Regions from separate parts of the Homo sapiens genome. Here region 2 is linked to region 1. Evidence: chromatin loops called from intact Hi-C (ENCODE). Cell type or tissue: sigmoid colon. All regions are shown on one strand. Links, peaks and the distances in the headings refer to the core of each region. The heading gives the core; the rest is flanking DNA.

Region 1 (8,817 bases), core at 245-8,244:
GCTTAAAGAATAACTAGGGGCATTGGCCTTCTTAGAGAGGACACAGGACTTTGTCTGACTTTGCACTTGTCTGGTGTCATTGCAAGTGGCAATTCTCAATTCTCAGTTCTCCAGTTATCCGGCGCCACCTGGGTGTCCAACAAGTTCATGCCATGAACACTGGAGGTGAAGGGCTCTGTCCTATGACTCTGCCCCACAGCAGACACCAGCCACAAGGCCCAAGGGTCATCCGGCTGTGAAATCAGGGGCTCCTATGACCTTCTCCCAGGCTTAATCCCTTGCTAGAATGAGTCACAGAATGCAGGGCAGCACTCTACTTACAATTATGGTTTTGTTATGAAAGATAAACTCAGGAGTGGCCAAATGCAAGAGAAGCATAGGAGAAGGTATTGGGGAAACAAGTGTGGAGTTTCCCTGTCCTCTCAGTGCACAGCTCCCCACTTCATGTGGATGCTTCTACCACCCTGGAAGCTCCCCAAACCCCTTTGTTTGGGGATTTTGTGGAGGTTCCATGATGTAGGTGTGATTGATACATCATTAGCCATTAGTGACTGACTCAGTCTCCAGCTGCTCCCCCCCTCTCTGGGTTGGGGATGAAGTGGCATCATGGTTGGTCTTTTTGGCCACTAGCCGCCATCCTGAAACTGTCTAGAGTTCAGCCACCCACCATCTCATTAGCACACAGAAAACAGCAAACTCCCAGGGTTCCAGGAGCTGTGTGCCAGTCTGGGATGAAAAGAGATCAGGAGGTAGATGGATGAACAGGGGCATTTTCCTGATCTATCCCCAGCACCAGGCAGAGCCCCCTTGTTGTCCTCAAAAAACAGGCTGTGAAGGCAGAGGCAAGGCTCCTCGTGGGGTTCCAGGTGTGGAGGTGCTGCAGACCACCTGCAATTCCAAGGGGGCAGATGCTGCCAGGGACATAGATCGCCCAAGAAAACCTTGGGCTACTGTTGCCTGACTGAAGGACCCTGGGTGTGAGCAGGGCTCTGCTCAGAGGGCCTTGAGCCCTCTCAGGCCATCCCTGACCACATTGCAGCCTCCACTAGCCCCGCATCAGGTTCTGGCCCTGCCCAGAGCCACCTCCCTGTGGTGGGGATGAGACATCCCAACTTCTCTCAGACCTGGGAGGCCACCCAAGGTCTCAGGTTGGGAAGGCCGCCTTAAAAGATGCTTGGCTTCCAGTTCTTAATCTTAGAGGATTTGGGGGAGGAACCAACAGTGTATTGTGTGTAGTGTGGTGTGTGTGTGTTGTGTGGTGCATGCATATAAGTGTGGCATGTAAGTATATGTGTGCTTGGTATATGCATATGGATGGATGTATATTGTGTTTATGTATGGGACACCTGGTTTGTAATATTTGTCATTGTCTGTGGTATAAATCCTCCCATGACAGCCAATGGAAAGCTAATGCCATGTCACCAAAAACAGAGTTGGAAAGGGTGTGCAGAGCCACTACCTTAAGTACGATGACGTACATATATCACCAGACAGATAAACAGACACGCAGCCTAGAGAACACTGATAATAACACAATGTGGGGGTTATTATCTTGAATTTTAATATAATTTATTTTATTGCAAATCTATTCATTTTAATTTTTAATAATGGCTGTGTGTAACAACTGGTCCCGAAATTCACAGACATTTGGCAATCGACCCCATCAAGGGGGTACGGGTTGGCCTAGACCACCCTGGATTCCTTCTCCGGCTGCGTTCTGTGGCCAATGTACTGAGCCCTGCCGGCCTCCTTCCTCAAGAAGCTGGAAATCTGGTAGGAGCTGGAGATGGTTTCACTGGGGTCCCCAGGCTCACCACCCATGGGGCTGCAGAGGGAGTGGTGGAGATACACATGGAGGCCTCCTGGCTCTGGGAGTAGCTTCACACTCATACTCGGGGAATTGTTCTAATGGCTCAGGCTTGAGGCACCACATGCAGTTTTTTTTTTTAAAGTATGGTATTAATTTATACTTGTCTGTTGTTTATCCAATAAATGGCGTTCCAAATAGCAGGGCACTAGCCTGAACGGGAGAGGAGTGTGGATTCTGTTCTAAGCATGTTACAGCATCTGCTTTCATACTCATGCATATGCACACATGCATATATGTATATCCATGTCTACCTCAGGCGTGGGCACTTGCTGACTTATCAGGCATAGCCAAAGATAAAAGGCAACACTATGCTCCATGGAGGATGAATCTCACTTGGGTAATAAAATGACAAAGAAAACTAGAGAACTAATGGCCATAAGACTCAGCCCAGCTGTGCCCCAGGAGGGAGGAGAGATTTGGGAGTGGGGTTCTGTAGGGGGGTGGGAAGGCTCTAGAGTGGGTGCTGGGGGTTACAAGCATTTTTGCCTTATAGGACTTCATTAAACTTCATGTTTGCTTTATGCAGCTTCCTGTACTTGTGGGACATTTACTGTTAAATATATACTTTCATATATATGTGCAGATATACCTCAATATATATGTATATATATGTCTGTATGTGTGTGTTGTATGTACACACACATACACAGAGACATTACAGACATGTACTCACTCTCTTTCACCTGAGTTGGCAGAAAGTTTTGTTGCTGGGCCCTGCTGAGATAACCGGTTTGCCCAGTGGCTTGCTGGCCTTGCCAGGCTGTGCTGAGCTGTTCTGCGATGGCTGGCAGGCGCTGCCTGGGCTAGAACTGGTAGTAGAGCTCCAGGTTTTAAATGGACCTAGGGGGATCAGCCCAGGGTTCCATGCAGGTTTAGCAGGTAGGGTGTAGCAGGCCACAGCTCTGAGAAGGCTCTGACCTGGCAAATGCTCACGGACTTGAGGCCTGCCCTGCCTGACAGCGGCTCTGATTTCCTGACCTGTGCACAGGAGCTGGCTGAGGGGCAGCCCCTGCAGGCTTAGAGTTTTCTGGTGAAAAGTGTTGTGGCAAAAGGAGCTTGAGCTGGTCCCCCAGTACCTCTGGGCCATGTGGGGCCTTCCCCCTCCCGAGGAGAGGGGCATGACTGAGATGTGCCCTCTGCCCCAGGGAGGCACACACCAGGGCAGGGCTAGGAGACACTCAGCCTCAGTAGCCACTTTCCAGTCAAGGGCCTGGGGTCACAGAAACCTCAGGGCTCCTTCCTGTAAGTCGGGGTGGTTCTCAGCAGCAAGCTTTCACTTTCCATGCCTGGCTGGGACAGCTGGGTATTGAGACTGAAGAGACAGCCCACCTCTCCTTCTGCCCAGAAAGTGAAAATGCCTGAGAAGGCGCTGGGAGTGACTGGGGACAGCCAGATGAAGGTCCAGTTCTGGTGTCGGGTCCCTGAGGAGGGAGCTCTGTGGACTGGCTCCGTAGCACATGCTCCTGGGGCTTGCCTGGCACCGGTGCAGGGATCAAGGTCGGAGTCCACTGGCTGCTGGGAAGGCTGGCATTGGAGTTACACTAAGGCGCTGAGCAGCGTTAGGCACTCAAAATCTATTTTAAGCCTTGTGTAAACATGCATGAGGCGAAGTCTCCCTCTCCCTGCTGCTCCTGCAGAAAGAGCTGTCCTTTGCATTGCCAACTTCTCAGGGTTCTTGTGGAGGTTAAGCAAGTGCTGTTTTGATTTTTTTCTGGAGGTGAAGTGAATTATAGCCTTGTTGTTTTAATAAGTCACAATATTTACAAGTTCATTTCTTTGAACTGTGTGTGGGGGGTTATTTTGTCTGCAATTTTGAAGGTAAATAATTTTCTGCTGTTTCACTGTCGTTTCAGCCAGATATTTTTGTTTGGTTTGGTTTTCAAAAGGAGGAGAAGGGAACTAGCTTTTATGGAAGGTCTTTGCTCTGTCCTTACCAACGCGGGAGTTGTGCTTCCATTACCTTCTTTAATCATTTTCATAAGGATTTTTGTACAAATGATGAGGAATGACGGGTGGTTTTAAATTTGTTTTTCAGAAAGAAGTAATGCATGACTCTGATTTGCGGCTGCAGGATAAATCCGAACTATTTCAGGGAGATGTCATGGAGAGCTCATCTCTCAGCATCAAAGTTGCCTCTCCTGACTTTTGAATTTTAAGTGTTCTGTGTGGAAGAAAAATGGAGACAACAAATTTCTATGCATGGATTCAAAGAATCCTCGTAATATACAGACTACATTCTCCCCAGCTTTTTATCTCTATATATTCTTTTTGTTGAGTTTCAACCACATAGGGTTGAAATTCACCTTCCCACATTACATTTTTCATCAATAGTTGAAGACCTATGTATGTAAATATCAGGAACTATCAGAACTCCCTGCAACAGGAAACCTGACCCCCAACTCCCCCGAAATGCATCATGATAAACAGTCACTTGCCAAAATAACAAATCAGCTTCCTGGAACATGCTTGCTCAAAACCAGGAGAGGAGCTTAGAGACGTCAGCTTGACTTCTGCCTCGTACGCAGGAAGGGTGACCTTCAAAGATCAAACATCGTCCCAAATCTCCCTTCATCTTGTAGTACTCCTGCTTGTCGTAGCTCCTGTTACCATCAGGTACTGGGCCAACCATCCGTCATGTCAGAAGAGAGTTGGGGACAATCCCTGGATTATTTCACCTTTGCCCTGCTGGTATAGACAATGTGTGTTATGGCTGGGTGACTTGCTGACTTTTACTCTGAGCAACAGCTTTGTCAGAGTAAACTAAAACAGAGACTTCAGAGCATAATAAAATATGACATTTTTTCTGTATAGAACTAAAGACACGGGGGAGAGAGAACAACTTAATTAAAAAGACAGTGCCCTTTCAGTGTCTTTTTTTTTTTTTTTTTTTTTTTTTTTTTGAGATGGAGTCTTGCTCCGTCGCCAGGCTGGAGTGCAGTGGCGTGATCTGGGCTCACTGCAACCTCCACCTCCCGAGTTCAAGTGATTCTCCTGCCTCAGCCTCCCAAGTAGCTGGGACTACAGGCACGTGCCACCACACCCAGCTAATTTTTTTTGTATTTTTAGTAGAGACAGGGTTTTACCGTGTTGGCCAGGATGGTCTCGATCTCTTGACTTTGTGATCTGCCCTTCTCTGCCTCCCAAAGTGCTGGGATTACAGGCGTGAGAGTTTGTATTAATAAAATAAGAGGAACAATACCAAGGAGAGTGCTTTGTAAGGATGTCAAGGCTGCCTGTTCCCTGCTCTACACAGCATGTCTCTGACAAAGCAGAGGCCACAGAAAGGGGCACCTGGTGGAGGGCCCAGGCAGCAGAGCACAGGCCCTGCAATTCTGGATGCTGGGGTGTCATTTCATGTTTTGAATTAGCTGTGAGCCTGGGGGCTGCCGCCGGGATCATTTCCAGCAGGGCGGTACCATTTAGTTCCTTCTGACAAAAGGGCCACTGCCCAAGATTTTCCGCGTCTGCATTCAAGTGGCAGATGAGACACGGATAATAATACACACTCCAAATCTTTTCAGGAATTCACAGTCTCTGTTTGCAATGTTATCCTGAATTTGATCACGACATGCACAGAACTGGTTTGAAAATTATTTTCCAGAAGCAATTCTTTAATAAAACTTTTTCATCTGAAAAGCAATCTAGCCAAAATGTCAACAGAGGTAGATAGGATAAAAAATAATTACTCTGGATCCCAAGCCAAGATGAACATACAAGTATTACCAAAGATTTGGGTGTGATATCGACCCCTTGCCCCTCTCCAGCCCCCTTGATCCTGGGATCCCTGCCTGTCTCTGTGCTTGCAGGCTTCTCCCCGGCAGGGACAGAGAATGTGAAGTGCCTAAATGCTTAGTGATTTCATTCCAGGGCACTTTCCTATCATCCTGGTTACTGATGCCAGAGGAAAGCAGGAAGGGTTGGGGGTTGGGTTTGCAGCATCTGATGGAGATTGTGGTTTGCAGATTGTGAATTGCTGTTTTGTTCTACAAAAATAATGAACATGGTAACCATAGAAACCTAGTAGAAAGGTGTCCAAGAGGCTAATCGACCCAGTCAAATGAGTGTTTCTCTATGATGACTTGTAGTGATCCTGTTAAATTGTGCAGGGTTTCTTTCTGGGGGGCAGCAGGAGCTGTGACAAAATGCATTTATTATGCCATCCTCACGTGTCAGACTGACAACGACTGCTGTGTTGTTGCTACGAGATGGCTGCATAACAGCACCCACAGCTGCAGGACCATTGCAACTGCTTACTTGCAACAGGTGCTGTGTTTTAGGCCCCAGACCCCAGAACTTGGATTGACAGAGGGGCCAGCTGCTTAATTTTTGGCTGGCTGTTTTTCATCTGTGGAGTGGTGCCCCTCTGAAGAGACCAGAGCATGTGAAACTCTATCCTCATGCAAAGAACACTGTCCTAATTTTTCTTTTGCTGGAGGCCGCAAGTGCCAGAGAGAAGGATAAGAAAGGCTTTGGGCCACTTGCCCCAGCTTGAAGGCCACGATGCCAAACCAACCCGGGCAGTGCCTGGAGTGTCAGGAATTTACAAGCAAAGAGTCCAAGTGCTGAGCACGTTTGACTAGTAAGGGTGTCTTTACCCCAGCTGGCAGAGTTTGGGTAAAAAAAAAAAAAAGAAACACAAAATGGCAAACAGCTCTTTGCTTTTTGGGCTTAACTTTGCATAGCAGAGTGCATTAGCTTAAAATGTCAACAGTGACCATTGCCAGATAGATGTACTTCCCAAGAAAAATACTGGGGGCAGTTTCTATTCTGGGAGAAACTTTTGGTGAACAAAAACCTCATTCCAGCGCTACTCACCACTATATTTAAGTCAAAGCGGGGGGGAAGTTTTAATAGCAAAAAGGCCCATTTAACATTTCAGCTGACTCGAAGCCCAGATTCTCCGGCAAGGTCTTTGGTGCTGGTGGTGGTCCGGACTCATGGGAGGACGCTGGGGCTTCTTCACAAGGGATTGTTCATGCCATTCAAGGATGATGCCAAAATATATATTCTCCTTTTTCAAATGTAAAATGGACACGAACTTTTGGAAAACCAGGAAAACAAACAAAAGTAATTAAGTAAAAATATGCATAATTGATATATAATCTCCCCATCGAAAACTGATGATTCTACCTATTTTTAGATGTAGTCTTTTCCCAGGGGGAAGATTTAGGGGTTCAGAAGAACTTTCTGGAAGCTGGGTCCCCATCTGAGTTGTAGTGACAACCAGGGTCAGAAGGAGAGAGGGCAGCTTAGCTGGACATTTCACAGGCAGCAGGATAAGGCCGTGCATGTGCTGCTGCAAGAGCATGCTTTGATCAAAGGAGTCTAGGAAAGCCACCATGAGTGCCTGCCTGGGAGGGACAGCTCATCCCAAGGGGACTGGAACCTCCGTGCCTCCATCTCTCCCAGATCTCACCCTTCCCCTTGGGAGCTCAATAGCTTTCTGAGTTCCATCAGAAACATGCTGTCTCCCCCAGCAAGGCAATCGGGTGCGCGTTTTGTGAGGTGAGGACTGGGAGGGGAGGCACTCTGTGAGAATAAACAGGGATGACTCTCCCCAGCTCCCGGACTGCTGGGGGCATGGCTGGAGGACTCTGTGCATTCAAGACCACCAGCTGCAGTGACCTCATGCCCAGCCATGAGGGAGAAAGCTCACGTGACCTCCCTGTCTCCCCTCGCCTGTCAAGGGCTCCCTCACACACAGAGGAGGAGTGGCACCCTGGGCTACTGATAGGACAGGTGTATAAATCTTAGCTACACACATGAGTGTGCAAAAAATGTCCTATGTCCTTATTTACTTGTTAAGTAAAATTAGATCCCAGTTCTGAATTAAATCTCAATCAGTTCTGGAGTGTCTTTCTCTGCACATATTTCTCAGGGTTCTTGAACAGAACAATGTATTTGGGGGCTCCAGGTCCTAGGCTCACACTGGGGTCCCTGAGTGATCCCTGACTCTCTGTGCCCACAGGGGCCTTGAAGTCCTCCATCTATGCTGCTTTTTAGTTACAGGAAAGATTTTTCTGGTGAGATTTCTGGGCCCAGGGGCTACCCTTCCCTAGATATTAGAGATGCAGTGTTGAACAAAATGTAGAACGAGCCTATGCCCCTGGAAGATTTTCGGTGTCGAGGAGACAGGCTAAGCACACACACAAACTGCAGACACTAAGCCATTGTCCACTAGGGACCAGAAGCTTCTGTGAGATACTGTGGTGGTGGAGGAGGTGGTGCTTTGGCAGAACCCCTAACCTCCCTGCCTTCCCCAGCTGGAAGGAGTCTCTCCTAAGTCCCAGCTTCTCACCTCATTTTTCTTTTCTCCCTCCTTCCCATTTTTGTCTCCCTCCAGAGACAGAATGTGCTATAACCTTCTGGAAACTTCTACTATTTTCCTGCAACCTGACTACCCCTTAGGTGAGGGAGTCCAGAATGCTGGCTTGAAATGGGAGAGAGAAAGAACTGCCACATAATTTGCAAGATCTTTTTTGAAAAAGAAAAGGTATTAAGAATTCCAGGACAGCATTAGGAATGTATTAAACCAGGTGAGAGACATCATATGACAGCACAGCTCATACATTCACAAACCTGATGCCAGGGAGGAAAATATGCAATGAGGAATAGTCAAAAAACACTACAGATTAATAACCCAATAAATTATCCTGATGTTTATGTACTTTTATATGTACATACAGTTTTAACGTAATTGTCATCATTTTTCATTCCCCCGATAAAAAGGAAGCTATGGAGTATGATGGTGGCCATGAAATCTGAGACTAGACTGCCTGGTTCAGGTCACACCTCCATGGTCACCATCTGTGAGCCCTTAGGCGGTGCCTCTATCTCCTCTTCTGCAAAAGGGAAACCTTGACCTCTCCTTCTCCTGGACTGAGTGGATTAGGACAGAGCAGTGCCTGGAACGAGTGGGGCTGTAGGCACTGTAGTGATGCTTCTCT
Region 2 (8,817 bases), core at 505-8,504, 110 kb before region 1:
CTATGAGCAGAATACCAAGGTGGGGAGCATCTCCATAAGGGAATTGTCTGAACCACGTTGCTACGAGGATGATCAGCCCCCTGTGCAGAGCTGTAGACGTGTGTGTGCATGTGTGTGTGTGTGTGTGTGTGTGTAAGTGTTGGCCTGGGGGACAAAAATCAACTAGTTGCTTTCACTTTGTCCTGATAAAACTTTGGAAAAAAAATTTTAAGATACATAGAAAATATCCTTCCTTTCCCATTCCTTTATTTTTCAGCATTGTTTGTTTTCTTGCCCCTCTCGTGCTGTGTTCAGGCTTTGCATCTGTTGAGCGTTTATGAACCTCCTCTGTGGGCCAGTGTCTGTGGTAAGTGCTCACATTGGCTACTTGCCATAATTGTCTCAGAAGTCCTTCAAGGCCCATGTTAGCAACTTCACTTTACAAATAAAGTGAGGCTTCCCCCAGTGCCATACCCAAGAAGCGGGAGAACCAGTGTTCAGCTCGGGTCCCTCTGCCTCTGGAAGGACGCTCTCGATCTTGCTTCTGCAGGGCCTCTCTAGTGAAGTGGGGTGGGAGGCCCCACAGGGATCCTAGAGGCTCCTCTGGGCTAGCATCCAAGGCCACTTCTAGGAGCCTGAATGTCAACACCACCCAGGGCACTGTGTCTTCCACCTCCTCTTGGCTCTTCCTCTCATCTCTCAAGCTAAAGAGCATGTCCAAAGGCTTCTGGAACCAGGGCACTTGAGAGTTTATTTTGCAATTACACCTTGAAGAACTGTAGGATGCTCTAGGCCATTCCTGGGAATTGATTTGCATCTGTCCTCCCAGCCAGTGACCCAGCCTGGAAGGAGGACTATTGTCATTGTAGTGAGGTGGCCCCAGTTACCTGCAGGTTCAGGAGCAAAGCCTCCTGAAAAATCAAGGTCCATCCTTGAGGACTCTAAGCCTATCTGTGAGCAAGGCAGGGTCAGAACCACTCAAGCATAACCACAGCTGTGGGTCAGGGAGGGAGGAGCACTGTGTCTCCAAGCCCCTGGATTTCTTTGTGGTAATGAAAAGTCCTAAGGACACCCTAAGACTGGAATCTGGGAAGGAAGGAAGGAAGGTTTTCCTCCTCATGTGTCCATGTGTGGGTTCTGAGTGGAAGGACAGAATCCTTACTTTAATTTAATTAACCCTTAAAAGACTTTGTCTCCACTTGTCTCCAAATACAGTCACATTCTGAGATATGGGGTTAGAACTTCAACACAGGTTAAGTTGTTTAGGCTCTTTGTTCAGAAGTACCTGATCTAGCCAATGATTTGGCCAACACCTTTTATACTTGGTTTGGGCTCTAAGTGGAGTCTTAGAGAATATCATGTACAGGTGACATTACTGGGTTCCAGGGTCCAGAAGGTGTTGGAGGGGTGCTCATGATTGCAGTGGCAGCGGGTCTTCTATAAGCAGTAGGGCAATGGAATTTCAACCTCCAGACCCTGTGTGCAAAAGCCCCGAGGGTCACTAGGGGCAGTCACAGGGGAAGAAAGGAAATGGCCAGGCCCTTCCAGGTAGAAAGGGCCATTTGTGCTTGTTGTGGTCTTGTGGGGACACTACAGAACACTGATCAGATGCAATTGGTTGCTATCACCAAGGCAAGAGACTTGGGTTGAACAATTCAAGGGGTTTCCTGGGCCATGACCTCACCACACCTTCAGTTCCATGTAGACAAAATGACCTGTTCTTCCAACAAGTATTGTTTGAGCCCCTGGTACTTGCCACACAGAGTTGTAAATGCTGGGGGCACAGCTGTGGGCAGACAGACAAAAATCCCTGCCCATAGGGAGCTGACCTTCCGGTGCAAAGGTTGGCATGTTTTCTGCAAATGTTTTAGGCTTCAGGGGCCGTGTGGTCTCTGCCACAGCTCCTCAACTTGGCAAAAGCAGCCACAGATGACAGGCTCATGAAGGGGTGTGGCGATGCTCCAGTACCTTACCTACAAAACAGGTGGCTCATCTGGTCTGTAGAATTTGGCCTGGGTAGTATTTGCTGATCTGTAGAATTTGGCTTGGGCAGTATTTGCTGATCTTTGCTCTAGTGTACAAGATGGGAAAACATGCTCTAGGTTCAAGTTCTGCCAAATGTATTATGTTTTCAATCCCTTTGCAGAACATCTCTACCCTTGAGGCTGACTTTAGAGTACTTTGCCCCAGGCCAGCTTTTGCTTGTCACCTTGACCATGTTTGCAGGTGAGGCCGGCCTGCAGAACGTGCTGCTAGCAGACATCCTCCACCAATGGGCTGAGCTGTGTCCCCCACAAATTCCTGTGTTGAAATTCCAACCCCCATATCTCAGAATGTGACTGTACTTGGAGACAAGATCTTTAAAGAGGTAATTAAGTTAGAGTGAGTTCGTATGGGTGGACCTGTAACCAAAAAATATCTGAGACAGCTTTCAATCAATTTAGAAGCGTATTTTGCCAAGGTTGATAACTCATGCCCATAACTCCTGATAACTCAGGAGACAGTTCTGTGTCTTTCTCCAAAGATGATTTTGAGGGCTTCAATATTTAAAGGGGAAAAGCAGGCTGGAGGGGAAGGAGGGAGGGTATGGTCACATTACTGAATCCACATGTTGCAAGAGAAAAGGAGCTGGTGGGGGTATAGTCAATTATGTATGCGTCTTGCACTCAGTAAATCAGCACTTTATGTAAGTTAAGGTGAACATAGAGCAGCTACCTGTGGAGATACTTAACCTTTTATCTGTAGCTATCTGCTTAGGAACAAAAGGAAAGGCAACTTCTTCCACGACTCAGCTTTCAGCTTAATTTTTTTTTCTTTTGGCACAGTAAATTGTGGACCCAAATTTTAATTTTCCTTTTCAAAGCCTAATCCAATATAGCCACTGTCCTATAAGAAGGGGAGATGAGGACACAGATACCCACAGAGGGAGGGATGACCATGTGGGGATGCAGGAAGAAGACGCCATCTACAAGCCAAGGAGTGAGGCCTCTGGAGAAACCAGCCCTGCTGACACCTTGCTCTGGTACTTCCAGCCTCCAGGGCTGAGAGGATAAATGCGGGTAGTTTCACCCCTCAGCTCTGTGGTGCTTTGCTATAGCAGCCCAGGCTGACTGTTAGATCTTCCCTGCCCCAAGCGCAGATGGCGGGATGGAATAAGGCAGGGCTCCTCCCTTACGGCCAGGCTCTTCCCCCAGCACTGGGAGTAACCCTCACCTTCCCTCCTCCCACTCTTGGTTCCCTCCAAGGCCCTCAGATGGGTAGTAGCCCTGACAGCTCCTCCACTCCTGGGGAGGTGACCCAGTGGAGGTGGAAGAGGAAATAATTTAGAGAAAGAGAGAAAGTTTGTAGAGATGAGGCTGAAGGAAGATGTCCTCCTTCCCAGCCTCCAAGAGGTGGACAATAGCATTAACTTCTGGGTGGAAGGAGGTGCTTCCCTTGTTCACTGGACCTACTTGCTCAAGGAGTGCCCTGGACAGACGCGGGCCGAGGCATGGCCTCCAGTGGCAGGTGTCCTGCTGGAGACACACTTCAGCTGGTGTCAGCATCAGAAACTCTGATTGTCCAAACTCTGGAGTCATTAGAAGAGCAAACGGCCAGCCATGGAGGCTTCTGCAGTGTGAGCTTCCAGCCCGGGTGGCATGGCTATTTCCAAAGTAAATAAGCAAACCTCTTGTGCCAGGGTTATGAAGTTTTTAATAGATAAGCTGGGAATTGGGAGCCCCTGGAAGGCCCCGCTCCAGTGCTGGGGAGCCCTTCTCTGGCATCTGCCTCTCAGGTTGCTCTGCCTTATCCTCAGGGTTCTCCTGCACCCGGGGCCAGAGAGCCTTGCCTGCCACGGGCAGGGCCCTTCCCCACACGCTGGTCCTGCACCAGCTCAGGCCAAACTTGACCACAGTGTTGTGCTAGGTGCCCAGGAGAGCAGGCAGGATGGCGTGAATGCCCCCCAAGCTGACTGTGGAACTTGGAAGGACAAGCCACTGCGCCTGACTTTGCCGCCCTCAGGGAGGACGTCGGGGTGTTTGCCCATGGGCTTGCTCCACTGGGGGTGTTGTCACACATTCTGATGCCCCTGAGCCCCTTGGCTCCTGGTTGAGTGGCTCACTGGGCATGACAGTGGACTCAGAGCCCATTGGTACATGAGGGACCCTCCTCCAGGCTCAGGTGCCAGTTCTACTGGCACCTTGACCTACACAGTGCCGGGTGGCTTGGGCGGTGGTAAGGAAAGATTATGAGCAGCACAGTCCTTTACAAAATGCAACGCGGCGTTACCCAGATATCTTACTGAGAATTAAAATGTAAAATTTCTTCATTTCAAATTTAATATTGTAACTAAAAGTCCTTTCCAGGACCAGGATTTCCACTGGTTGTGCCCTGGTGATCGTAGGAGTATTTCCATATCTGATCACTCACAATGCTCGCCTGGCTGGGAGGCCCAGTTCCAGTGCCCTCCCGCAGGGACAGGGAGGACAGGTGGGTGGGGCCTCGTATCTGGCTGGACCTGGAGGGGCTGGCCATGAGAAGGGAGGCTGGCCACAGGGCCCACCCGGCTCTTGTCTGGGGATGATGTGGTGGAGGCCATGGTCTGTTCTATCAGCTTGTGGGAGGTTTGGGGCAGGACAGGGGAGATAGGCATTCAAGGACCATGGCAATCTCTGGAGAAGGCATTCACAGGGCCCATGGCCTCCAGCCATTTGATCGTGATATTCTGGCTTGTGGGGAAAAGTAAAACTCAGAGGACAGCAAGTAGCCAAGGCTTTGAATGGGTCTGTGGCCAAGCTCAGGCTAAGATCCCTGGTACGTCATGCTGCTCCTGTTTGCTGGGGGCCTTGGCCCTGCCTCCACCGTCAGGGGTCACCCTGCTTGGCTGGCCTTACTGTACTTGGCCTGGAACTGTGTATAGGGAGATTGAAGCCAGAGCACACTTCTTGCAGCCTTTTCCTTCAAGCTTTTGAAGAAAATAACTTTTTACAGATGGGCCTTGGCCAGGGACAGAAGCATGTTTTGTGTTAAAACAATGGTTGCATTTTCCCCAGGAAACAGCGCCAAGTTACCAGGCCACTTTGCCTTGGCAGGGCCTCCTATCCCAGGGTGGACTCTGGCCCACACCAGGGCTGTGTCTCCATCACCCTGTCATGGCAAGAAAAAGAGAAAACACCCAAGACGTGAAGCAGGCTTGCCTGCTCCTACCTGCCCTGCAAGCTTGTCTCTGCCCCAAGCCCCCAACCCTGTCCCCTGAGCTTCTCTTTACCCCAGACTTGGCTCTTGTCCTGGTGAGAGTGTGCTCTCTGAGCCCCAGAGAGTGAGTGGCATTCAGAGAGTGTCTGAGGACACAGAATTATGAAATCATACTTGGGAAACCACCCAGAGGCAAGCGCTTGGAAAGACTCCTGTTTTTATTTCTTCCCCCGCTCTACCTCTATATAATAGTCTTATGTTATTTTCTCTTTATAGTTTGAGACAGCAGCATCAATCCATGCAAAGTCCCATTTATTTCCAATACCCTATTCCTGTTTCAACTCCATTTTCCAGAGGCCGTCATGCTCATATGCTATGCACTATAAATGTGTAAGTATCCTTGCTAAGTGGTGTTTTGTACATTTACATTACCTTTTTTTTTTTGAGATGGAGTTTTGCTCTTGTTGCCCAGGCTGGAGTGCAATGGCATGATCTCGGCTCACTGCAACCTCCGCCTCCCGGGTTCAAGTGATTCTCCTGCCTCAGCCTCCCGAGTAGCTGGGATTACAGGCATGCACCACCACGCCCGGCTAATTTTGTTTTTTCAGTAGAGACGGGGTTTCTCCATGTTGGTCAGGCTGATCTCGAACTCCCGACCTCAGTTGATCCGCCTGCCTTGGCCTCCCAAAGTGTTGGGATTACAGGTGTGAGCCACCGCGCCTGGCCTACATTGCTTTTTAATCCATGTAGAATGTAAATACTATGCTTCTTTTTCTGCTCCTTCCTGTGTACGTAGTCACCGTGTGTGTGCGTGTTCTTGTGTGTGTGTATGTCACTGTTGGCTGTCCGTACATCTAGCTGTTGCTTCTGACATAGTCTGCATCACCCACACTTTGCTAATCCATTCCCCTCCACTGCCACTGACAATGCAGTCATGAAAGTCTGCAAAGATGTCTCATGTAGACCTGTTGGTGAAGGCTCCAGAAGAGGAAGCCACCCCAGAAGTGGAGTTGCTGGCTCAGTGCTAAACACGATTGGTTTTCTAAGCAATGCCTGGCTGCTTTCAGCAACACTTGTGGCTTTGTTCATGAGTATGGCAACTTCCATTTTCACTAATCTTTTATTGGTGTCACTCAGTGTATTCGTGGCTTTGCCAATCTGAGGTGTGTATAGGTCCAAAGTGCTATCTCCCTGCTCTCGTAATTCGCACGTCTCCTATTAACAGTGATTTTGAACATCTCTGAGTACACTTGTTGGTGATTTGGCCATCTTCACTTCTGAATTGCTTATTGGTATCTTTTGGTCATTTGTAGACACTCCTTGTATATCCCAGGTGTACCCAGTCAGTTTTACATATTACATATATCTTCTGCTATCTGTTTTCCACAGAAAAACAGTTTGAATGAATGTGCGAATTCTGTTAGAACACCGCATGTGAGGTTCATAACAGGAGCAAAGCAAAGGTCTCCATTTCTGTTGTTGTTGATACACATTTGATGTGTAACTATTAGTGTGAGCTTAGTCATCACATTATTCAATTCATGTATCTTTGCTTACTTTATGAATCCTCATTCTATCTGTTTTGAGAGGGGTGTTATATTAATTTTACTAGATAGCCATGTAGGTTTGAGGCTGTATCACCAGATCTCTACATACTTAATTCTTTCACATTTTATTTTGAGATAATAGTTGCAGATTGACATGCAGTTTTAAGAATTAATACAGATTCCACATACCCTACACTCAAGTTCTCTAATAGTTACATCTTGCATAACTTTAGTACAATATCACAACCAGGAAATTTATATTGAAACAATCCATTGACTTTATTCAGATTTCACCAGTTGTATGTGTAAGTGTGTGTGTTTAGTTCTATGCAATTTTATCACATGTGCAGATTTGTGTGACTACCCCACAATCAAAGTACAAAACAGTCCCATCCCCACAGGAATTCCTCATACTACTCTGCTACAGCCCTTCTTCCTTTCCCGCCTCCGCCCAGCCTCTGGCAACCACTCATCTGTTCTCCATCTCTATAATTTTGTCAGTTCAAGAATGTTACATAAATGGAATCATACAGTATGTAACCAAAGATTGGCTTTTTCACTCAACATAATTCCCTTGAGACTCATCAAGTTATTTTGTATATGAATAGTTCATTGCCTTTTATTGCTCATTAGTATTCCATAGTATAGATGGACCATGGTTTAACGACCCACTCACTAAAGAACATCCAGATTGTTTCTGGTTTTGGATGATTACAAATAAAGCAAAGATTCTGGTACATGTTTTTGGGTGAACACACATTTTCATTTCTCTGAGATAAAGGCCCAGGGGTATAATTGCTGCGTTGTAGGGTAGTTGCATCTTCTGCATTTTAAGAATCTGCCAAACTGTTTTCCAGAATGGCTGCATCACTTTTTTTCCCACCAGCCATGTATGAATGAATGATCCGGTTTCTCCACATCCTCACCAATGTTTGGTGCCATCACTATTTTTTTTTTATTTTAGCTATGTTGACAAATGTGTAGTGATATTTTGTAAGGGCATTAATTTACATTTCCCTAATGGCTAATGCTAATATGAGTTTCTGCTTCGTGTATTTTGAAGCTCTGCTCTTTGGTGCATACCCATTCAGAATTGTTTAAGTCTTTTCAGCATGTTGATTCTCTTACCATTTTTATAATGTCTCCATTTATCTCTAATAATTTTATTTGGTACTACTTCATCTAATGTTATAGCCACTCTTGTTTTTTCATTGTTTTCATAGTATATCTTTCTCCATTCTTTTCTTTTCAACCTACTTATATGTTTGTATATGAGGTGATATATATATATATATATATATATATATATATATATATATCTCCACTATGCCAATCTGTCTTCCTATTGTTATATTTAGATCATTTATACTTAAGGTAATTATTGATATGTTAGGGCTTCTATTTTATTTTATTGCTTGTTTTCTGTTTGCTTCCTCAGTTTCTCCCTCATTTATTTTTCTTTTGTTACTTTCCTTCAGGTTGCTTAAACATTTTTTAGGATATACTCTTGATTTATTTGTAGTGTTTTTGAGTATTGTTTTCTGAGTGATTACTCCAGCTACTATAAGATACATATATAATTATAATGTGCTGGTACTGATGTTTTACTACTTTATATTAAGTACAGAAAATTTATTTCCATTTAGGTTCCTTTAATCTGTCTATTAAAAACATAATCATCTTGTGTAACATGTACAATGAGCACCTCACTATATTGTGTTATATTTGATTCAACCATCAAATTTAATTTTTAAAACTCATAAGAAAAACAGTGTATCATATTTAACCCTATTTTGACCCATTCTGATGGTCTTTTTCTTTCTTTCTGACATTTATTCTGTTATTTTTTTTTCTGCTTATGAAATTTCTCCAGCCATTCTTTAAGGGCAGGTTTGCTGTAACACATTCTTTTAGTTTTCTTGTCTGAGATTATCCTTCATTACTGTAAGATGTTTTCATCAGACTTAGAATTTGGGGTTGACAGTTCTTTTCTTTCAGTTCCTGAAAAATGTGGCTCTGCTTCTTTCTTGCCTCTATGTTTCCAGTGAGAAATCTACTGTCATTTAACTCAAGTTTTCTTATAAGGAATACTGTTTTTCTCTGGCTGCTTTAAAGA

What was found. Peaks named below come from ENCODE experiments on the same cell type or tissue, not always from the same donor. Only the 100,000 strongest peaks of a DNase experiment are listed, where the experiment ranks them.
Region 2: it touches region 1 in a loop (3-fold over the local background); 3 of 110 quality-filtered maps call a loop at or near these places.

Annotation. Positions count from the first base shown.
Region 1 is chr9:89,996,736-90,005,552 of GRCh38, forward strand. No RefSeq gene overlaps it. Among named protein-coding and RNA genes, the nearest start is that of MIR4290, 22 kb to the right of the region's middle. RefSeq lists enhancers at 2,740-2,909, 2,950-3,019, 3,030-3,079, 3,130-3,219. In sigmoid colon, for the core only: no CTCF peak of the experiment used is centred there; DNase peaks (open chromatin) are centred at 2,692, 3,406 and 6,367; H3K4me3 peaks cover 666 bases; H3K27ac peaks cover 2,684 bases.
Region 2 is chr9:89,886,939-89,895,755 of GRCh38, forward strand. No RefSeq gene overlaps it. Among named protein-coding and RNA genes, the nearest start is that of MIR4290, 130 kb to the right of the region's middle. In sigmoid colon, for the core only: no CTCF peak of the experiment used is centred there; a DNase peak (open chromatin) is centred at 4,833; H3K27ac peaks cover 529 bases.